Regions from separate parts of the Homo sapiens genome. Here region 2 is linked to region 1. A link is an interaction called in ENCODE POLR2A ChIA-PET data of the cell type or tissue named here. Cell type or tissue: GM12878. All regions are shown on one strand. Each heading gives the region's core, and the rest is flanking DNA. Links, peaks and the distances in the headings are about the cores only.

Evidence for each region. ChIA-PET counts read pairs that join two places held together with the same protein. Peaks named below come from ENCODE experiments on the same cell type or tissue, not always from the same donor. Only the 100,000 strongest peaks of a DNase experiment are listed, where the experiment ranks them.
Region 2: POLR2A ChIA-PET joins it to region 1 with 5 read pairs; 1 of 35 experiments calls an interaction of 5 or more read pairs at or near these places.

What each region holds. Positions count from the first base shown.
Region 1 is chr5:8,571,213-8,583,381 of GRCh38, forward strand. No RefSeq gene overlaps it. Among named protein-coding and RNA genes, the nearest start is that of MIR4458, 120 kb to the left of the region's middle. In GM12878, for the core only: no CTCF peak of the experiment used is centred there; a DNase peak (open chromatin) is centred at 6,792.
Region 2 is chr5:9,324,623-9,336,791 of GRCh38, forward strand. All of the region lies in intron 4 of SEMA5A (semaphorin 5A), which reads right to left. Among named protein-coding and RNA genes, the nearest start is that of SEMA5A-AS1, 180 kb to the right of the region's middle. In GM12878, for the core only: no CTCF peak of the experiment used is centred there; a DNase peak (open chromatin) is centred at 6,945.

The sequences.
Region 1 (12,169 bases), core at 3,678-8,677:
TTACACTCCCATTTGTCAGCACCCGTCTTGGGGTGTCAGGCTGAAACCTGTGATCCATTCCCAATGAGATCCCATGGAATCCATGTCTGTCTGCTTTATGTGGTCAGTTGTTTCAGGTGGAGGCTGACATCCCCGATGGAACCTGGGGAACCTGAATCCCCGACGTTTGTGCTTCTGTGTCTGGGCTGACCTGGGCCCAGCAGCCTCCTCCTTGATATGATTCCCAGGTCCTCAGTGGGTCATGTGGCCTCCCCCATTGTTTCCCCTATTTCTGGATGCCCCAAATATCTTACTGTTCCAGCCATATAATCTAGTAATTCACACAAAGTTATTGTTGTGTAGATCATTTGCAAAGGTCAGGGTGGGAACGAGTACTTCTTAGTGAATGTTGCTGTAGTTGGGTATTTCCCATCCTTTCAGGTCTCATTTTTAATAGCACTAGAGCTGGAAATCAACCAAATTCTGGATGCAGAGTTTGTCTCAGAAGGTGAAGGAGGGTGGAGTGATAAAAGATTGGGCCTATGATGTACCAAGACACAATTTTTCCTCTTTGAAACTTTTTCTAAAACCTAGCTCTAGACACTTCTAGAAGTTCATGGGGTAAAACATGAAATTTGCTCGTAAGTTAGTCCAAAAGCCCATTCCCTCATCCTATTGAGAAAGGAGTTGAATTTCCTTCTCTGTAACACATATGTGGAAAAAGCAACTGTGCGTTCGGTCATCCATGTTCACTTTGCAGACACTTCTACTGGTATAAAGTGCGTGAGCCATTCATTCCTGTGATGAGGGCTTTGGCTGATTGAGATCAAATCTGGACATTCTATTTGCTCAGGTGGTGCTGGGCGGCATTTCAGGAGAGGGCTGTAGATCATAAGAAACTGAGGTTTTGTGTCATTAATTTGGATTTAGAAGTGATTGGGAAAACGTCCTTCTCTGTTGGTTGTACTGCCTTCTGATGCTGCTAAAGCCAATAATTAATAACATTTTTCCTGAGCAAATTTGATAAAACAATTACTAATGACTATTGGTTAGGGTTGACATTAAGATAAAGTAAAATAAAAAGAACAGAAAACCAGTAGTAATTATGGTCTTTGTTAAATTCCAGTGATCCAAAAGCAAGCAATAGATTTAGTAAGATCTTAACCTCAGTATGTGCAAAAGGCCTGTCCTAAAATGTAGAATAATAGTGATAGTAATAATAATAATAACCTTTTATAATCCATGGAGACCATGAAATCACAAAGTTTGTCTTCTCGCCCTAAACTATATATTTGAGGATTTTGTGAAAACATATTATATGCCTTTTCTAAATGGAGATCTCACAGTTGTTTTGGTTATGGCTTCCAATTTAATATGAAGAAACATTTGCTTTGTTTTGTTGCTATAGGGTTTAACTTAGAGTGGGCAGTTTCTTAAATCCATCGAGAAGATTAGAGCGGGAAACAAATTTGGTTATGTTCCCCTTTAGGAGAAGAGGGCAGGCTGCAGTGAGAACTGGAGACACTCACTCTTGAGTGGTCTGCATTCTCTACGCTGAAGGGAGAGCAGGTTTGATAACTGTGTCATGTTGCTGTGTAGAACAGGCTGCTCTCACATGAGACCTAGGCCACAGGAGAGAACCTGTCTAAAGAAATCCTACTGAACAGATACTGGTAGCCCTGGAGGGTGAAAATGTTGCATGAAAAGCATGATCCTTGAGTTAGATTTTCTTAGTGCCAGGATCTCCCTGCAAGCCCCATCTCCACATTCAAATAATTCCTCATGTTCTTTTTCCTTTGGTTACTTCTTCCCCTCCACCCCCCATCACCCTGATACTCACTCTCATACCTAGATCATTCCAAGTGTGCCTGAACCAAACCCAACTTGACTTGAATTCCTCCAGCTTCCCTCCCAGCCTCTTCCTTCCCTCTTCCCCACTTATCACCATTATCCAACCTGCTACAGTCAAATCAGAATTCCACTGCCACCACCACCCATCCTCCACATTTCCGAAACATGGAGGTTTTGCACTCCACATTTATAGTGGAGTATATTAATAGTCCTAATAGGGATTAAGGACTATGCATAGTACAGCTCCACCATTTATTTCTATCTTTCTCTCTAACCCTGCACCAAATCTCTGCTTCAGGCTCATTGATTAACCTGTGGCCTTTCACATAGGCCAGGTGATTTTTATTAATCCTATTTTCTATTCCTTGGTGCCTTCTATTATTTTTTAACTTAATCTTATTCACACTTTGCAAGTCTATCCATCTTACAGAGCCCTGTTTTCCTAAGCCTTCTTCATCCTCCTCTTCTGAACTCTACATATTGTCTGTTCCATTAACTAGAATTTTTAATCATGCCCCTGAGTTTCCTTAGCTCCCATAGAACTAAGGATAGTCTTTTTTTTTTTTTTTTTTGTGCAACATTCAGTGGCCTCAGATTTGCCCTGGCCCAACCCGTGGCTTGGGTGATATGGTTCAATCTCTTCATCATCATCAACTTGTGCTGCACCTCATTAGCTCAGCACACATTTATTAGGCTCCTGTTACGGGACGGGAGCTCTACTAGGTGCTGGAGTTATAGAGTAAATAAAGCAGACATCCTGGTCCTGGAACACTCATAGTATAGCAATGACAATAGCGGCATGCATAGAAATAGACAAACATGCTCCAGTGAGGAAGCAACTGAGTGGAGCGTGCAGTGTGCTCAGATAATACATTTGGATGATCTGGTTTTAAATCCCTGCTCTCGCACTTATTATTTCTGTCTCACATACTACCTGTGTCCAGCTCCTCCCCTGTAAGAGGAAATTAACCATAGCTTTAGCATAGGAATATCATGAGAATGAACTTGATAATCTGACGCAGTCCTTGGTCCAGCACCTGGCATTGCAGACAAGCCCAGCAGCTGCTCCAGGTTGTTCTTGTCACTCAGCTGGGTCCCAGAGAAATGGCCTGGGGCTGCCTGGGACTTGGAAAGGAGGAAGGAGGTGTACCTCATGGGGGGGGAGGGAAGCATTAGGGCAAAAAAGTGAGATTTTAAAACTTAGAAAATGCTTTTTTTCTATTATTCTGAGTACTTCTCCAGACTAAAAAAAAAAAAAAAAATCAACTCCATGGAAGAATCTGATACAAAATATAAGAAATGGAAAATCATAAATTAAAATGTAGTTTCAGGGCATGCAATATATTTAGGCAGCTGTATTAGTCTGTTTTGAATTGCTGTAAAGGAATACCTGAGGCTTGCTAATTTATAAAGAAGGTTTATTTGGCTCATGGTTTTTCAGGCTGTTTAAGAAGCAGGCCATGAACATCTGCTTCCAGTAAGGATGTCAGGAAGCTTTTACTCATGGAGAAAGGAGAGGGGACCCCCATTCCGGGAACAAGAGTCGGGGAGTCAGGGAGGAGGGGTGGGGGAGGCACCATGCTATTTTTTTTTTTTTTTGAGATATAATTTCGCTCTTGTCGCCCAGGCTGGAGTGCAGTGGCACGATCTCGGCTCACTGCAACCTCCGCCTCCCGAATTCAAGTGATTCTCCTGCCTCAGCCTCATGAGTAGCTGGGATTACAGGAGCCCACCACCACGTCTGGCTAATTTTTTGTATTTTTAGTAGAGATGGGGTTTCACTATGTGGGCAGGCTGGTCTCAAACTCCTGACCTCAGGTGATCCGCCCTCCTCAGCCTCCCAAAATGCTGGGATTACAGGCATGAGCCACTGCACCCGGCCAGCACCATGCTCTTTTTAACAATCCGCTCTCCTGTGAATGAACAGAGTGAGAACTTATTCATTACTGCAGGGAGGGCACCAAGCCATTCATGAGACATCTGCCTCCATGACCCTAAACATCTCCTACCTGGTTCCATCTCCAACATTGGGGATCATCTTTCAACATGAGTTTGGGAGGGGACACATCCAAACTATCTCAGCAGCAGTGTCACAGCCCGGCTATATCATTTCGGGGACTTTTCCATATTCCTGTGTAATTCATCCTTAGAAATTTTAAGGAACAAACTTGGATCACTCAGTCTATAGAACTTCCCGTAGTAGTTCAAAAAGCTACTCAACTCCTCCCCTCTACTTATCACAGGAAGACCACTATGTGGTGACATGGTGGATATCAAAGAGGAGCCCATCCTCCTGTGGCCAAGGGAATTGTGGGAAGTGAGGGAGAGGAGACATTGGTTCTGCTTCTCCCACCCCTAGCGAAGACCAGGCAAGGGACCCGTTCTCCCAACACTCCAATGAGGTGTGAGCCAAATATCCTCCCTGAAACCAGGACTTCTGCCAAAGACAGAATTTGGGGAGGGTCAGCTCCTGGAGAGACTGAGCAATTTCTGAGTGAGTTCATTAAATCCTTGATAAAATGAAGATTTAAGTTGCTTGGTCTCAAAAATGTTTTCCCATCCCCTAATGGCTAAGGGCTTAAAAAGATAAAGAGTTCTGTTTTGACTGGAATCCAGGGGTCAGGAGCGTGGCAGCCTCCATCACAGGGTCCTGCCAAGCTTGTGAATCCTCAGGCAGTGACAAGGACTTAAATGACCTACTGAGAGTCTGTGATTTGTGCACCCAAATGCTGAGCTGTATTTATTTTTATTTTATAACTTACTGACAACTGGATGGTCTCCCTAAAGTGAAAACAGCCTCCTTTGCCATCTTGTCATGGTTTATTTCTTGTCCAATATTTTGTTTGATAGTTTTGTTTCAGACGTGATCTATTAGGAAGGAGCCAGCATACCACAGCAGTTCAGGGACACAAATTATTGGAAGGAAAAAGAAGATCCACTCCGAAAGAAGATGAAAGGAAGGGAGAAGTTGAGGCAGTTCTGATTGTAGTCGTTTTCTAATGAATAAATCATGGCGGGTTCTGAAATACTGTTGTACCCACTGTTCTCAATGGGAAGGAACTAGGAGGAGAAAGCTTAGGGACAGAAACCAGGGGAGACATTCTGACGCAACAAGCACCCCACACTGGTGCTGCTGCAAGACCAATTGAGAAAAAGTGCTGTGGGCGTATCACTCAAGGATTTCCTACTAACGGCAGTGATGAAAAAAACACCCTTTCATGAAACAGATTAGACTGCGATTGCTCAATGATTCTTAGGCTAAAGTGTGGCTTCCCGGGTACAAGGATGGCAGTCAATCACTGACTAACCACCAGGAAGAAGTGATGTGGGCTGGGCGCCCCCAAGCGCAGGCAAGAGAGGATGGAAGCCTGGACAACTGAAGACTGTCACCGCCACCTCCCTCAATCACCTTCCCCTCCAGCCTCGCTCATTTTTCCCTTGAGGAAAATCTACAACTTAAATTAGCTCATATTTGGATCCAATATTCAGGGCAAAGGCAAGAGGCGCTTCATCGGCATAAATTAAAAATCTTTATCTGTCTTTCCAGAATTTTTCATCGTTTTAGGAACAAGAGGTGAATAAAATAAACAGTGATATTACTTTGGTCCATGTTTCTGAGGCAGTGTGGAGTTTAGATTATACTATGCTAATTTTAACATGGATCTATTATGTGGCAAAAATCAGAATTGTCCTTTTTCATTATTTTCAGTGTTAAGTGATTACTGTCTAAGCATTTAAAGATAAACATGGATTTTAAGAAATAGTAATTCTTTTTCTCTTTCATACCATGTCTGTTTTCTCAGTGATAAGCTGTGGATATAACTCTTTTCTTCAACGATGGTCGTAATGAATCAACAATGTTAATGCATGTGGAAGCATCCAGTGAAATGCTGGGCACCCATCAGCCCTTCCTCCCGGCCTCCATTTTTTTCTTTCCCTCTTTCTCTTCTCTTTCATTACTTTCTCTTAGGAAAAATAGTAAATAATCAAATGGCTCAAATAGTTTATCGCTGACGTTCTTTAAGATGTCCTAAACAAACAAAAACTCCACAGAAAGATGATTTTTTCTTTTTTGGTTAATTTTGTGGGAAGAGTCTCTAAGATCAAAGTACCTCTTTTCCTTGGCAGTCCTGGCTTACATATTCAAGAAATACAAATCTTCTCAGAGGCAGCAAAGTCTCTACGTAGCCTAATTACTGAGAGGAATAAAAACACTGAGCGATGCAATCCATGAGTGATATAAATTAATATACATTTAGTAGGTGGTTTTAGCACTCAAATGTAGGACCTTAAGGTGCTTAAGATCCTTTGCAAGGCTAACATTACAAGGTATGTGTATGTACCTAACCATAAATATGTCGGAAAAGATAAAAACAAAAAACTACATTTTTTTCTTCTGTATCATTCAACTATTCTTGGTTAAATTCGAATCTGTTAAAAAGTGGTTTCGCATGACTCCTGTAGAATTTCACATACCTTCCACTTTAGCACTTTCATTTCTTCCTTATGTGACATATGTGCAGCTGATTTTGCCTCATTTTGGTCACGTTGTCTGAAGAAGGGTCTAAATATACACAGGGAATATTTCATAATTTAAATCCAGCCACTGGTTCCCAAACACACTTGGTCCAGGTATGTTTGCTTATTTATCATGCACAGTGTTTTTGATTTCTTAATCCAGTATTAAATGCAGAGACAATTCTGTCAGAAAATTTGGAGATCAAAACCAAAATATACTTTATAAATATAGACATTTGATTTTCTATTACACAAGTAATACCTATAAAATTGCTTTGAAAAGAAATTGTGTAAAGAACTCTTAGAACTCAGTAAAAAAAAAAAAGGAAAAAAAAAGACCCATGTATAAATAGGCAAATATGTAAATAGGTATTTTCCAGTGAAGATATACAATAACCAATACGCACAGGAAAAGATGTATGACATCACTGGTCGTCAGGGAAATGCAAGTCAAAATAGGAACGAGATGCTAGGTAATTTCCATTAAGATAGTTTCAGAAAACCAGAGAATAACAAGCATTGACAAGGATGTGGAGAAATTGGAGCCTTCATCCACTGCTGGTGGATTTAAACATAGAGAGTTACCATGAGACCCAGAAATTTCACTCCTTAATATATGCCTAGGATAAATTAAATGTATGTCCACACAAAAGCTTGGACCTGCATATTCTCATGAGCATTATTCACAAGAGCTAAAAAGTGGAAAGTATTGAAATAGCCATCAAGTGACGATAAATAAATGATAATAGATAATGAAATGTGGTATATTCATTCCACAGAGTATTATTCTGCAGTAAAAAGATATGAAATCCTGTCCATGATACAACATGGATGATGGGCCCTGGAAACATCAAGCTGAGTGAAAGAAGCCAAAAGGAACAAGACATACTCCCTACACCATGGGTCTCATGCCTGTGGCATAATGGCTATGCGCTGGTCAGGGGTAGATTGGCATTGTTTATTAGTTTTTTACTTAACCATCATAATGAAGTACCACAGTAGAGAAGTTGGGAGAGAGCATTAGAATGCATAAAGACGCAATGGAAATAAGAGGAAATAAGAGAAAGTCATTTTTATTTTAGGTCAATTGATCCTTTCATTAAGAAAGGATCAATTTTCTATTACACTTAATTTTAAGATTTCCTACAGTTATATTTACTTCTTATTTTCCTGGATTTTAAAAATGTTTTTCTTCTAAATTTATCTTTGTACATAAAATCTATAATGCTTGATTTTAATCCAAAAGCAATTAGGTTCATACATTTTCATGAAAATCATAATATAACTGTAAAATGACCAACTTACAGACATTTATGGACAGTCTGTCAGACCAGGTACAAGCTGTCTTTGTTAACTTTGGATACTAACAAAAGGAACTTTCTGCAAGTATAAAGCTTCACATTTACATGGATACATGTGTATACAAGACATTTATATAAATCAAATTGAATGAACAGCCTGAAATGTGTTCTTAATAGCAGAAACAGAGTGAATTTAATTATTTCTTTTGGATTCCCTATAAGAAATTCATACAGGATGTGGTCAAGTCACCTTTATCATGGTTAACAAAAAATTAAAGGGCTGCTCTCTGAAGTGTGGATCAAACTCAGGTGCACCAAATAATGAATTCTGGGCATCTCAGGACACAGCAATTCTGAGGGAAATCTACTGGATTCTCAAAAGCGTGTTGCATATCTCCATTCTACATTCAGCTTTTGCTTCCAAAGTTCTTCCACCTAGGACCTCAGTCTCTCATTCTGAGCATAGATTCCAGCAGGGAATATGGCATAGATTCTAGCAGGGAATATGGCCTCTATTCCCTGGCATAATAAAGTATGCCCTGGCAGTTGTGTGCAGGGCCAGCTTCTACCCACCTGTGAGTTTTCAGGGATTTGTGAGCTGGTTGACATTATTGGTAGCTTGAAACGAGAGGCAGTAGGAGAATATTATACAACACGGAAATTGGCAAGGACAATTTCACATAGAAGTTCCTCAGACAATGTTGAAGAAGCCTTTCCAGCTTGTTTCTGGGCCTCATGTACCTGCTTCTAAGAGAGGGAGACTTCTGAGTCACGACTTTCCATGCTTGCCTTTGGTCCTCTGGACTTGGCCTCTTTATAGATCTGGGGCCTCCGGAGGCTCCTTCCCAGAGTGTCTTTGGCTTATTCAGGGGTAGCCTCTCAGCTGAGGCTGTGGAGTCCTTCCTGTCACTTGTGCATAAATTTCCTTCCTTGTGAAATATAAGAAGGCCAGTGGCGGCCACACATCAGCTAGGATAGCATGAACAACGGCACAGGTGGTGTCCATAGCTCCCACTCCTGGATCCGTCTTCAGTTGGTGCCAAACTGAGAAGGGGAAGAAAGCATCCCCAAAGCCCCCCAAAGTTAACCCTCAAAGTATTTTAAGTCTTTGTATATACCCCATTTTCTCTTCACAGGTTTGTTAATAAAATGTTAAACTTACGTTGTAATTAACGTTCTCCCAAATCTACCAACTCCCCCACTAAACCTGCAAGTCCATAAACTCAAGTTTCCTTCTACTTCTTCTCCATTATAAATATCATTTTAAAAACATTCTTCAAAAACTCAAAGGCCTTGTCTCCAGTTTTCTGAAATCTGTTGTTCACAACGTATAATTATTTTGTGTTACACTTTCAGGCATTTCCTTGGATCTGAATCATCCATCAGCATTGCTCAGAAATCACGTCCTTTCCTTTCATTCTGTCTCATACATTTTCCAGGTTCCACGTTTTGTATGGGAGTCAGAGTGTGATAGTTAATTTTATGCATCAACTTGGCTAGACCAATGTGCCCACATACTTAGTCAAACATTATCTTGGAAAGGTGTTTTTTTTTTTTTTTTTCTGAAGGAGATTAACATTTAAATCAGTGGACTTTGAGTAAAGCACATTACGCTCCATAATGTGGGTGGGCATCGTCCAATCAGTTGAAGGCCTTTCCTGGAACAAAGACTGACCTCCCTGAGCAAGAAGAAATTCAGCCAGCAGAAGCCTTGAAACTCCAGCAACTCTTCCCTGGGTCTCCAGCCTGGCTGCTCCCCAAGATTTTGGACTCGCCAAGCCTCCACAATGACATAAGCCAATTCTTAAAATAAATCAATCCTATGTATCTCTCTCTCCCTCCCTCTCTCTTTCCCTCGCTTTTCATCCTGTTGGTTCTGTGTCTCTGGAGAACCATGAGTAACACACACAGATGCTAGCTTTTCTTCCCCTTGTCTCCTTTCTCTGTCTCCCTCAATATATTTGGGACCCTCACTATACCACTTTCTCTCTGACCCCAGGAAGTAGCATTTCCCAGTGGGGAAGGTTTTAGAGAACCAGCCCCACATTCTCTTTGCCAGCTCAGGAACCGGGTTTCTGCAGCTCTTCCTCACACCTGCCTTCTTCTCACACCTGCCACATCCTCACACTGGCCCCCTCCTAGAACCTGTCCCCGGTACCTGCCCCTCTCCTTCTTCCTGATCCATCCTGGTTCCTTGCCCCCCTCCTCCCACCTGCCTCCCTCTTAACATTCACCCCTCCTCAAACCTGTCCCCTCCTGGCACCTGCCCCATTCCTCCAACCCAGCCCCTCCTAGAACCTGCTCCCTCCTCACCCTGCTCCCCTCCTCATACCTGCCCCATTCCTTGCACCTGCACCTCTGCTCACACCTGCCCCCTCCTCATACCTGCCCTCTCCTCACACCTGTTGCTCAACTCTTAACTCCTCTCCCTCTCCTTTTATTCCCCTTCCTTCCGTCACTTGGAATCCATCCTCCTTATCTATCCCACTCCCCAGTTAATGTCTCTGCCTTTTGGGGGCACATGCAGCTGAGCTGGCTTCATTTGGCTGCTAATGTGGGTCTACTTTCAACCCGCCAGCTGTGTAGTTGCTGGGAGTCCTTGGGATAGAGCAGCTCCCCTCCCTCTTCACAGGTAACTTGCTGGGTCCCTGTACTCCTCCCAGTGACAGGTGATGCTGCTCCTGACTACACATGCCATGTGCACAGTTCCTTATTGTTTCTATAGCTTTCCTTGGCTGTGCACTGTCATGGCTCCAATACACCTCTGTTTCTTCACAGAAAGCACAAGAAAGGTCACCTCCATCTGCCCCTTTGCCCAGGTTATACTTTACACACTTCCCAGGCCACGCCCATTGTGATCGTGGAGCTGTTCGTTCTCCCCTGGTCTCCATCTTTTCTGTAGTCACTGTTTCACATTGAGGGAGTAGGGGACTTGGGCCCTAGAAATGAAATGAGCACTAAGTTTTGGTCTCTAATGATCTTAGATTCCCTGCTTCATATTGACTTGTTGCAGAAGCAAATCTCAATTCAGATAGCTAGCTTCTAGGAATAAATCCTACAGTAATTATGTTCTTAGGGATTAATTAATCAAACAGGTAATCTGGTCTTCCCTGAATATTATTTCTGAGAAGCCACCTCATGTTTTGTGTAAAATCCCTCAGCTTCATCTTCCGCAGAAAGATTTCCCTACTGCATGGCTCTCCCACCCCTCCTGTTTCCCCCAGGCTGTGGGGGCCATGCACCCGGGGAAGGGTTTGCTTTTCTTCTATTTGCTTCCCTCCACTTCATGTTTTACCAGCCTGTCTACTCTCCTACTGAGCATTCTCATCTTCCAATGCTCCAATGAGCATTCTGATTTCTCTGGTCAAAGTAGGAGAAAGGGCTTTGCTGTGCGCATTTTCAGATTCATACACCCTCTACAGTTACCATCTCTGAACAACCTACTCAGTAGCCTCTGCAATGGTCAGTTACTCCATCAGCTGGGAACTCCAAAAGGCTCATGTGCTACCATTCAGTGACCACTGGAGAATGCTCTGAAGAGAAGGCACTGAGATGTGCTAGAAGATTCCAGGCTGGTTTCTGTGTGTGAGGATGGTTGTTGGAGGGGCAGTGATGGGCTGGGACTGGTCAGATGCAGCTCAGCACTGATTGTGAATATTGAAGACTTTTGCAAGGCAGTTGTTAAACCATCGGCAACTTGAAATTACCCAGGGTGGAGGTATTAACATAATAGAAATCACTAAACCTACAAATCTGTTTTTGGTTTTGTGCTATTGTTTTCTAGAAAGCTAGTCTGCCAGCACACGACTAAAGGTGAGTGTTCTACCAGTTTCTGGTTCTTTTTACAATAGTGATGTTTCCTGGGTTCTCCATGTGAAGGAGAGAAAGAGAGAGAGAGAGAGAGAAGTTAGGGGTGGAGGGAGAAGGAGAGAGGGAGGAAAAGAGAGAGAGGCTAGAGATAGAGGAAGAAGGATTGCTAGTTTCTTGGACATGTAATACAGTGCAGTAGTGACTGCATCCTCCTCCTCCCTTCCTAACTAGGGCTACTGATATAGTTAGGTTTTGTGGCCCCACCCAAATCTCATCTTGAATTGTAATCTCCACATATCCAAAAAGGGACCTGGTGGGAGGTGATTGGATAATGGGGGCAGTTTCCCCCATGCTGTTCTTGTGATAGTGAATTCTCACGAGATCTGATGGTTTTATAAGAGGTTCTTCCCTTTTTGGTTGGTGCTTCTCCTTCCTGCCACCTTGGGAAGCAGGTGCCTTGCTTCCCTTTTGCTTTCTGCCATGATTGGAAGCTTTCTCAGGCCTCCCCAGCCATGCTAAACTGTGACCCAATTAAACCTCTTTCTTTTATAAATTACCCAGTCTTGGGCAGTTCTTTATAGCAGTGTGGAAACAGACTAATACAGCTACTCTGCCTGGTCACCCTCCTCCCATCATGTGGACAACCTCTTCTCATCAAGGGTGACAGACCCAGAGCCTGTCTACCCAAGCTTGAAATAGGGTCAGTTAGA
Region 2 (12,169 bases), core at 3,880-8,879, 750 kb after region 1:
CAAAGTTAAAGGTTACAAAAAGAGAGAAAACCTTCTAAAGGGGATAAAAAATTGATATTCCCAGGTGTTGGGCCACTCACAAACTAAAGTAAGATCTACAGAACCCTGCAAGTGGCTGTCCTCCAAGGTATTACAGAAGAGGCAACCACTTTATCTTGCAATTGTGTGAGCACAGAGGAGGGAAAACAATATGCGTGAGGTTCATGAGAAAGGCCACCAGCCTTTCCAACATGAAGGAATAATGCTTCTGGCCCCTGGCCAACTGGAAATGCTAACCAAATGTTGCAAGTAGGGTCAGTCTCCCTAACAGGGCAATGCTTTGAGCAACCCAAAGCATTTAAGTGATCTCATTAATCTTCATAACACCCCTAGATGTAAATAGGTAGTAATAAGGAATATTGCCATTCTTCAGGGAAAAAGGCAGTGGTGCAAGAGGTTAAGAGATTAGATTCTTTGAATGCATTAGTTGTATAGCTTGGAGGAATGATTCTATACTTCTATTTTTCTCCTGTCATTACCAAAATGAAAAGCAAGAGTTTGCCAAAGTGTAACAGTTCAGTGTTATGGCTATAGCAAATAAAAACATGAGTTTTTTCTGCCTGTGGTATGGATCTACTTTTTTTTTTTTTTCTCAAATGCCATGGAATAAAATTTGACATTGCACATTCACGTGCAATAAACCAGATTCCTTTTAGGAGTAATAACATATGAGGAGTACACAGATCCAATGGGCTGAATAATTCAAATCACAAAGCTATTAAGTTTGGCAGATGCAAAATCACAATATTGAAGCCCATTCTTCGTTTCCCCACTAGACACCTGAGTGCGTTTTCTACGTCTTCACCAAAGTTTCTTGCTTACTGACTCTAGGATTGAATAACTCATTCCTGGGTCCCATCACTTCCCCCAGTGGCCTATTAGAAACAAATCACTAAGCATAACAATATATTCTCGGAGGGAGCAGTGGGGACCTTAATAGATGAAGTTCATTTGTATCTTCATGTAAAGTAGTAAAATGCAGCCGGCATTAAAGAAAAGGTTGAGCCATCATGAGCATATTAACTAAATGACTCATTTCATCTAGAGACACTATAAAACTTAACTTTGACCTCCATAAATTATGAAAGACACAGGTGTTTTAAAAGGACATTCTCTTAGAATAACTCAATTGGCCTCTGATGAATATGACTATAAAATCAAAGAAAAAATTACAAGTTCCTATTGAACGTATGAGTTAGAGGTTTGCTTACAACTGAGAAAAGAAGAATTAAGGAAGGTAGATTTGTATTTTGTACTAGAGCAAATGAAGGCAGAAGCCGATAAAATGTATAAAGACATTTTAACAATGTTGACAGAAACGTTTGTTGCTGATTAATAAAAGTTTAGACCAAGGCTGATCACGAAACAATCCAAAGACAAAACAGACACTGCCCATGAGCCAGTTGGGGAAGGCTGAGAGCTGACCAGTCTCTCCTGTCCCTGCACCAGCTTCCTGCACACAATACTTTCCTCACTGCAAGTTTCCTTCCATCCTCACTGCTGTCAACATCTAACTGGCACAGAACTTTTCAAGTATAGTGACATCCTACATGATACGCACATTTTCAATTGCACTGGTAGACTTTTGAAGATAACAAGTTATGTTTGAGATGGAGTCTCGCTCTGTTGCCCAGGCTGGATGTGCAGTGGCAGCATCTCGGCTCACTGCAACCTCCATCGCAGGCATTCAGCAATTCTTGTGCCTCAGCCTCCAGGGTAGCTGAGATTACAGGTGCGCGCCACCATGCCCAGCTAATTTTTTGTGTGTTTTTAGTAGAGATGGGGTTTCGCTGTGTTGGCCAGGCTGGTCTTGAACTCCTGACCTCAGGTGATCCCCCTGCCTGGGCCTCCCAAAGTGCTGGGATTACAGGCATGAGGGAGGCCGAAGCAGACAGATCACCTGAGGTCAGTAGTTCGAGACTAGCCTGGCCAACATGGCGGGAACCTACCCCTACTAAATATACAAAAAAATTAGCTGGGCGTAGTGGTGCACAACTGTAATCCTATCTACCTGGGAGGCTGAGGCACGAGAATCCCTGAATGTGCAAGGTGGAGGTTGCACTGAGCAGAGATCCTGCCACTGCACTCCAGCCTGGGCTACAGAGCGAGTCTCAATAAATAAATAAAATAAGGAAAAATAGTAACTATATCCTTTAAAACATAAAGTGTTGTAAAATTAGTTTGATTATCTAAGTGTAAATATTTAATATCGTGATCATATCAGTAAATTTAAATATAATGATTTAATTTAATCATGTAACCAACTCATATAATTCACCAATTCACCAGCATGTCTATAATTGTGATTTCCAAGACTTTTCATTATGCTGGTCGACTCTAAGTAAATTCTAGGAGACTTTTTATTTTGTGGTTATAACTATCCTAAAAAATGTCTGCTTCATGTATTTTTTTCATGGGTTTCTCAGAAGATAATTAAATTTCAAAATTACAAAGCCTTTCCAAATAGTATCACATTATATTTAAATAGTTAGATCACATTTAAATCACAGTTTTTAATTCTTTTGTGAGTTTTTTTCTAAAATATTTTAAAATATGGTGACAAATTTATAATATGGTCATGTGATTAGCTATCTCCTCAGTCAGAATTTTCTCTACCCTCCTCAAAAATAGTAAATATGTATTCTTCGGGCTATGCAAATTTCAAGATAACTGTAATTTAATTTTTGTTGCTGTTAATACTGTTACGTGTGTCTGGTACCCATTCTCCCAGAATCATATTAACTTCTTTCATTCCCTATCCCAGAAAGAGCATTTTGAGCTCCTTAAAAGTCTTGGTTATTAGAAATAAATTTCAAAGAACACACTAAAACTGAGATCAAACCATTTTAATAGCATTCTTATATATTTAAATACCAAGATTAAAAGGTGCAAAAATAGATGGATAGTCTCTTATTATTTAGCAAGTAGAATGAAATAACAAAGATACATTTTAATGGCATGCAGTAACTAAACAATGCCGCCAGCAAATCTTAGAGATATAAAATCAGGAAAATATTTTCCCACAAATATATTTAGGGTAAAAGTTATTAATCAATATTGTTAATAATTACACTAATAGTTTACATTTTATTATGCTTTAATTATTACTTGCAAATCTCTAAGTGCTGTGAGGATTACAGATGATGATTTATTGCTCTAAATTTAACTCGCGACTTTTGCCTTTGTGGGTCCTCTGGGTATCTGATTTGTTCCTTTCTGTTTTTCAGTTAACAGAGATAATTTTTCATTTGAAAAAAAATGCCAACTGAATATTTCTATGGTTCCTTTAACCTGTGATTTCCTAGGACTATTCATGCTTTAAATTATCTCCATATACAATTAATTTTCTAGGTTATCTTCAGTATTCATACAAATCTGAGATCTTTTTTCTCATGTATCTTCTAATAATCAAAGAATTACAGCTCATCCTCCCATATGCTCTATCCCAGTCACACTCCCAAAACTCACTGAATGGTTTGATGCTTCCCACCAGCCAACCCACTCTGTTGGCCATCAATTGCTGTCAAAATCAGAACTGAAACGTGTCTCAAATCTGGCTTCTCATCTCCATTGCCATCATCACTGCCTAAGTCTAAGCACCCTCTACTCTCACCTGATCCACAACCCGCAACTGCCATGCCTCGCTCCAAATTCTGCAAGTTCTAGTGCCTAGTGCATCCTGCACACAATATGGTGGACGTATCTTCCTAATGCAAATATGATTATGTGAACATATAAATGTAGAAATCTCCTGGGCTCCTCAATGCCTTTAGCAGAGGTTCTCAAATTTACCAAGCCAGCAGAGCAATGGGAGCTTGATTAAATCAAAGATTCTGGCCGGGCACAGTGGCTCATGCCTGTAATCCTAGCACTTTGAGAGGCCAAGGTGGGTGGATCACTTGAGGTCAGGAGTTCGAGACCAGCCTGGCCAACATAGTAAAACCCTGTCTCCACTAAAAATACAATTAGCCGGATATGGTGGTGGGTGCCTGCAATCTCAGCTACTCGGGAGGCTGAGGCAGGAGAATTGCTTGAACCAAGGAATCAGAGGTTGCAGTGAGCCGAGATCATACCATTGCACCACTGCACTCCAGCCTGGGCAACAAGAGTGATGCTCTCTCTCACAAAAAAGATTCTGGCATTACTTCCGGAAAGTGGAATTCAGAGGACTTGAGGACAGGCCTGGACATCTACACTCTTGAAAGGCCTGTCAGGTGAACCTAAGACTGGCCCAGTTGGAGTCACTGGTCTAGAGGACTAAGTCTAAACTTCTTTATAATCTGGCCCCAGCTAATGCTCAGAGCTTCACCTATAATTACTTCCCCCTCTCTGTCACCAACAGGTGCCACGGAGCCAAGCACTTTTCAGCCTCATCAGAATCTCTGACTTTTCCCATGTGACTCTCTGTCTTCCCTGCCAGATTCCTCAAGCATCTCTCAGGCCCCGTTGGAGGAACACCTTCTCTATGCAGCCTCTTCAGATCGATGCACCATCATATCCCTTTACTCTTGGTGTTTTCAGGACCCTTTACTCAGGCTTCCCTTGGAGAATCTAATTGCTTGTGCCCGTCTCACCCACTAGGCCAAGATCATCATACTTTTTGTTTTGGGGCCAGAGAGCAGATAGTTTGCTTTTGTGGTCTATGTGCCAACTACTCGTCTCTGCAGTTTTAGCTCAAAAGCAGCCACAGAAGATGTGTGAATGAGTGGGTGTGGCTGTGTGCCAATAAAAGCATATTTACAAAAACAGGAGGCAACTCTGGGGCCCCAGCTTGCCAACCCTTGCGCTGGACTAGAAAGTCCTCATCAGGTAGAGAAGATGCTTCATCTTTGTTTCTCTAATGCCTAAGAAGCTTCCTGGCATAAAGTAGGTTCAATAAATATTTGAGTAACACAGAGTCTTGAAAGAAGAACTACATGAACTAATACATTTGGATGAACCCCATGTGGACCTGGTAGGAGAAAAGCTCTCAATACTCAGTCTGTAGCACATGTACATGCAAATAAGTTATTCAATTATTATCACAGCCCTTTGTTGGTTTGCTCATGGGATCTGGGAAATAGGAAGCCTTTGTACATTTATTTATTTATTTACGGCTGTCCCTTGGTATCCCCAGAGCATTGGCTCCAAGACCACCTCGAGTGCCAAAATCCATGGATGCTCCAGTCCCTGATATCAAATGGATTGGTATTTGCCTATAACCTATGCACATCTTCCCATATACTTTAAATCATCTCTAGATTACTTATATCGAGCACATTATAAATGTAAATAGTCGTTATGCCATATTGTTTTTATTGGTATCATTTTTATTGTTGTATTGTTTGTTTTTAATTTTTCCAAATATTTTAGGCTTGTGGTTAAATCTGCAGATGCAGAACCCAGGGAGGACCAACTGTATGTACTTACTTGCTTATAACTAAATAGATAACTGTTGTACTAGGCTGATATTCTCCCAACTCAAGCAGGGAAAAAAAAAATACAGATGGGAGGCCGAGGTGGGCGGATCGCCAGGTCAGGAGATTGAGACCATCCTGGCTAACATGGTGAAACCCCGCCTCTACTAAAAATACAAAAAATTAGCCGGGCGTGGTAGCGGGCGCCTGTAGTCCCAGCTACTCGGGAGGCTGAGGCAGAAGAATGGCGTGAACCCGGGAGGCGGAGCTTGCAGTGAGCTGAGATCACACCACTGCACTCCAGCCTGGGCGACAGAGCGAGACTCTGTCTCAAAAAAAAAAAAAAAAGTACAGATTAGTTTTTTTTGTTTTTGTTTTTGTTTTTGTTTTGTTTTGTTTTTTTACAATAGCAGAAGGAACAGAATGGTTAGAAATCTTTCCCAGGCATGTCAGTTGGCCACCAGTTTGTTAAAAGCACACACCCTGAGCCAGCTAAATCAGCAGAGCTGGGAGGGGCATCTTAATTTTGAACAAATGTCCTAGCTAATACTTAAGAACATTAATGTTTGGCAAATGTTGGACAAAAGGTAACAAAGCCAGCAGACAACAAGGAGACTTTTTAACATATATTGGGTAAATTAATCAAATAAGCGAATTAGAAGAAAGGGGAGAACAAGTAGAAGAAAGAGAGAGATAAGCCCAGAGAATCATAAAGGACATACCTGTGCATAGGGGCCAGCCCTGAGAAGGAAAGGGACAGAGAAGGGGAAACCTTTAAACCCTAAAGTGGAGGTTCATAAAGATTTGATTGGAAGAGGACAAAAAAGACTGCAGTGAAAAGCACTGTTCCTTTTCCATCACCAGCTGCTTGTCTTAAGTCATAATTAATGTAAACACAACATGAAAATCAGCATTACCTGGGATCTCTTCCCACAATGGGGTTCTACTCCTTTTTGCATTCACTGCTAATCTCTGATTTCATACCGCTCAGCATGTATTCCCTTTAATTGTGTCAACTTGACTAAAATATACTCTTTGGAAAAGACGAATAAGTGTGGCTACTGGAAGCAGAATCGCTGATCTGATAAACATCTTCAGTTTTCCTGTTAATTATATATTGCCTCCAAAAGAGTAATTCCAAGGTAAAATTTTCAAGTAAAAATAAGAATTATAATCACCGAAAAATAATGATATTGGCCAGTTGTTTAAAATAAATTTTATGTGAATTTAAAATTAATCCCCCTTGTTTAGAACCAGTGTGATAAAGTCATTTTGTAAAGAAGAAACTCATTAAATAGAAGCCTACCGTTTATTTTATGCGTCTCATAAGAATATATGCTATGTTAAAATAATTGGGAGGCCATTAGATTGAGGAGGCTTCACTGTCTTGGGTTCCTATGTAAACAAACCAAAATTCAACTCAATGTAAATAGTAAAAGGAAACTTAAGCTTAACCAATCAGAAACAAAACCCTAACTAAAGTCTAACTTCAGACTTAACCAATTAGAAACCACCAACTAACCTCTAACTAGGGAGTTTCCACTTTAACCAACTAGAGGCATTTTCTTTGTCTTGTTTCTGGGAAGAATATTATAAAAGTTTCCTCCCTTGCCACCCCCACCCACAAGTGGAGAGCTGCTGGAAGTCTGGTGATGCTTGATTCCTAAATCTCTAAATGTTCAAATAAACTTGTTAAAATTTTAATGCACCTAAGTTTATCGTTTAAGGGTTTTGAATACTTACAGCAAATTCAGCCAGAGCATAAAAACAGCAAGTTAATCTTTCCTTTTTTATCTGTAGTTTTGTAAATTCAAACCATTAGCCAAACAAATGGTTCAAAATAATAAACGAAAAGGATCAGAAATCCATACTATTTGTTGCACATACATTTATACAGACATATCTTCTGATATCTAGAAATACTGTAATGGTAAGTCAAGGGGTTTAGTGCAAGGTATTCAGGCAGCTATGGGCTGATACTCACATTGGGTCAGGTGTGCAAGGCGTGCAGTTATGGGCTGGTACTCACATCGGGTCAGAAGTACAAGGTGTGTAGTTATAGACTGGTACTCACACTGGGTCAGGTGTGCAAAGTGTGCAGTATGGACTGGTGCTTACATCATGTCAGATGTGCAAGGCATGCAGCTCTGGGCTGGTACTCACATTGCGTCAGGTGTGTGAGGTATGCAGCTATGGGCTGGTACATTGGGTCAGGTGTGCAAGGTGTGCAACTATGGGCTGCTACTCACATTGGGTCAGGTGTGCAACGTGTGCAGTTGTGGGCTGGTACTCACATGGGGTCAGATGTGCAATGCATGCAGCTATGGGTTGGTACTCACATTAGGTCAGGTATGTGAGGCTTGCAGCTTTAGGCTAGTACTCACATTGGGTCAGGTGTGTGAGGCATGCAGCTATAGGCTGGTACTCACATTGGGCCAGGTGTACAAGGCATGCAGCTATGGGCTGGCACTCACATTGGGTCAGGTGTGCAAGGCATGCAGCTATGGGCTGCTACTCACATTGGGTCAGGTGTGCAACGTGTGAAGTTGTGGGCTGCTACTCACATTGGGTCAGGTGTGCAATGTGTGCAGCTATGGGCTGGTACTCACATTACATCAGGTATGTGAGGCATGCAGCTATGGGCTGCTACTCACATTGGGCCAGGTGTGCAAGAAGACTCATGCATCTCTAGTGCCTTTTGTTCCCTTGGTGACTTAATGTTCTCATTTTGTGATGTTATTTTGTATAGAATTAAAATCAAACATTTCCAAGGACATAAATCATTATATCTGCTATGAATTATGATCATTACCTGATCCAAGTATTGGGTCTGTGGGCCTCAATCCCACCACCTTACCCATGGCAGATGTTTAGGCCATGTGGACTCACAGGTATTTGTTTGAGAGCTTACAGACGAACTTTCTTACTAAAATACCACAGTTTGTAAGACTGTACCCTTTGATTTATGTTTATATTACACTCAAGCTTTTTGGGAAAAGTAAGAGAATCAGAATTGAGTAATTGGATGAAAATAACTTAAAGACCAAGAAACACATTTAAAAACCTGAAGAAAATTCACATTTTAGAAACTGAGATAGATGTTAAAAAATGTTTTCATTTAGAAAAATCACATTTTGAAGAAAAGCACCTAAATAGCCAGAAAGAGTGACTCCACATCTTCCCCACAGTTCAGTGGCAAAGACTCATGCTACAGATGCTTTGATAATAAACTCTTTTTCATTAGCACTGTAGGTCTTTATGCATTATAAAAATATGGCCAATTTGTAAATGTCCAACAGCATTCAAACACTGCCTTATGTGTCAACCAAGTTAGTTGGCATTTGGAATAATACTTGGATTCAGCACAGAATACATATCAGAGTAATTCGGGATGGAATCACTTGCCACCCTTAGAATGAACCTGAAACACTAAAGACGAACTAATTCATTTGGGAAATAAAAATGTAATCACCCTCCCTTGTATCTGTTGCAACAATTCAATCTGCAGTGAAACTTACACTTGTATCAAGTGTGTGGAGTGTTATCACTGCCATTCCTTTTATAATCTTCTATACAAAAACCAGTCATAATATATTCTTTCATTTTGAATTTTTTATACCAAGAAACTGATCTTAGTAGGATTTGTGACAAAGAAGTATGCAATCATTCAACAAATATTATCCCAAGAGTAGGAACAAATAGAAATCAAATAATGCAAGGAAATAACTGAAATGCTTCACTGTGATTATCTCTGAAATTGTTTTTTTCTTTATGCTTTACTGTATATTCTACATTTTGTAAATGAAGATACCTAAGTTTCATTACTGAAAACACAAATATTATTAACTTTTAAAGAGACTGGGGGAAAACAAGATATGACTGTTGATGCATTTAACATAATACGAAAGTTCATGTGCATCCTGGAAATGAAAATGTATGACTTCTTCCAGAAATTCCCTGAATTCAGATCCAAGTACCTTCCGATTCTCCATAACCACAAATGGCTGAAAGAGAGGCTTTTCTTTTGCAGCCTAACGAACTTCCTTTATCAAAGAGTACAAAGAATCTTTAACTGTTTCAATTTCAGGAACATACAGTATCACTAGTATAAAGTGAAACCATCCAATAAATGGTTCCACAATGCCTAGTGCTATGAGAAAAAAAAATCGACTATTATTCTATTTTTTCACAACTCATATTTTTAAACCATTACTGATTTCTGAAATATACACCTGTTATCTAAACTTACTCTTGCTAAATCAAGCTTTGCCAAACAGGAATCTGAGGGCTGGGTTATTTTTAAAGTTTTATATCTTACTCATATGCCCTCTCAAACTTTCTGAGCCTAATCCCATGAAATTTCCCAGGTGAAATTCCTATTCTCTTCTTTAGGTAGCGTCTGCCTGAAAGGCATATGCACACGTATGCGAAACCCATGAAGACCCTCAGAGCTTCCCTAGGGCTGCGCGCTCACCAGCCTGCCTGTTAATGTGACAGTAACTTCTCACGGGTTATTTTATTTCATCTTCGCAACAGCTGAAAGGGGTAGAAATTGTTGCATCATCTTTACAGGTGATAAAATCAGGCTCTGAAACTGGCTTAGAGTCACTTAGGTAGGGGCCAGCCTCTTTTTTTTTCTGTTATTATTTATCAAGTGTCTATAATGTACCACACACTGCTCTAGAATAAAAAACTACAGCCCATGCTCCCGGGGTCACCAAACCTTTGGAACATACTTATGATAAACATATAAAAGGTTGTTATTTGGAATTCAAATTTAACTGGGCATCATGGATTTTTATTTGCTAAGTCTGGCAATCCTATGTATTCATGTCCACCATGCCATACAGCATGCTAGGTTGACTCAGCGGCCCATCCGATCCTTCCCAGCAGACCATGTTGATATGCAATGGATGGAGACCTCCAGGAATGAGGTCTGGGATGAGGACTCCAGGGATATTGAATTGCAGATTCCAGGGGCCCTGGGATGGAAGCCACAAGACACATTGGGATGGAGACTCTAGGGACGCTGGGATGGACACTCTAGAGACATTGGGATGGAGACGACAGGGATGCTGGGGTGGAAGCTCCAGGGAAACTAGAAGACACAGAGATAGAGACTTCCAGGAATGCTGAGATGGAAACCATTGGAGATATTGGACAGAGACCTCTAGGGATACTGAGAGAGAGAGAGACACCCCACTGACACTGGAATAGAGAACTCCAGGGACTCTGGGATGAAGACCTCCTGGGACAGGTACCCCTTGAAAACAATTCCCAGCTGCCATCCACAGCCAGAACAGGAGCATAAGACATCTCTTCAAAATACCCTAATTTGCTCTGTGGCTTCTCACATCCCTTAGGAAAATCTTGAGTCACTGACCAAAAGCCAACCACTTGCAGAGAATGAAGCGCTGGTCTGTTCACACAGCACCCAGGACCTCCAGAGACAACAAGAGAATCTCATGAGTCAAAGTCATAGAAAAGCCTTTCCAAAGTTCTTTAGAGATGAATGAGGGATGCAAGACTCAAAACACTAATTGGGGTCACATTTGTACCTGCCCCACCCCGGTAAGGGGTCTGTTCCCTTGACTCAGAGTGAAAGCTCATTTTCCCTCAGGGTGAGCTTTGGTGTATACAGCCTGCCACTGGCTCATGCCCTTGCCAGATGTAGGTGTCTGAGATAAATTGTTATAATCCCAACCCCCTTTTCCCTAAGTGTTCACCTGGATGCAGAGGGGAACATAGACAAATTCAACTCTGGAAATAAATGTGTTGAATCAACAGGTATCTTTGAGCTTCTATAAGCAGGAAAAATCTGTGCTATATGCTGGAGAAATAAAGAAAAGACAGGCACTTCCCTTGCCTTCTGGTAAGTCACCATCTGATAAGGGTGACTTGTCAAGAAATAATGCAATATTGTACATTAAGTGCAGTTAAAAAAAAAAAGTAGATGTCCAGTATGTTACTAGGGCCACACAGGACAGAGAATGTGGTGGTTCAGGACTGCTGGTGGACCCTTGAGCCAGGTCCTTACTACAAGTGGGAGTTTACCAAGCAGATAATTTGGAGTGGGGGTTGGTGGCAGCCAGTATTCCAGAAAATGAGAAAGAGGTCAGAAGGGAAAAAGCCCAGAGGCAAGAAAGAGCATATTCCATAAGTGTAGGCAGAATAAATAATTCCACATGCCTGGACCATGTGAGAATGAAAACAGGCAAGTCTGGAAGGGAAGTGGGAATGCAGGGCAGAAGGGCTGGCGTACCACACCAGGGAGACAGCTTATATCCAATGGGAGCTACTGAAGGTGGGCATTTTTAAAAGATGATGTTGGCTGTGGTATGCAGAAGGAGGAGAACATCTGGAGGCCAGGAGACTGATTTAACACCACTGCAAAACACAGGCCGAACTCCAAGTGATGAAATTTGTTGGAAGTGAGCATCAGAAATCCCCCAGTATTGCTACTGGACTAAGGTAAGGAAGAGAACACCAAGTAGCCTTGTCCAATCCATACTCACCGCCTCCTCACAAACGTCAAAAGAGGTGAAGGTAACTTGCTAGGTGCAATAAACTATGCCAACTTCTTCCTACTCATGTAAAATTACAACCATTCATCACTTCAAGTGTTGAGTGGATGTACAAGGACACCTCAAGATCCAAGAGCAAAAGCAACGATCCTAGAAACTGTTCAATGTTTATCTAGAGTGCCCAGACTATAAGCTAGATTTAGCTGCACT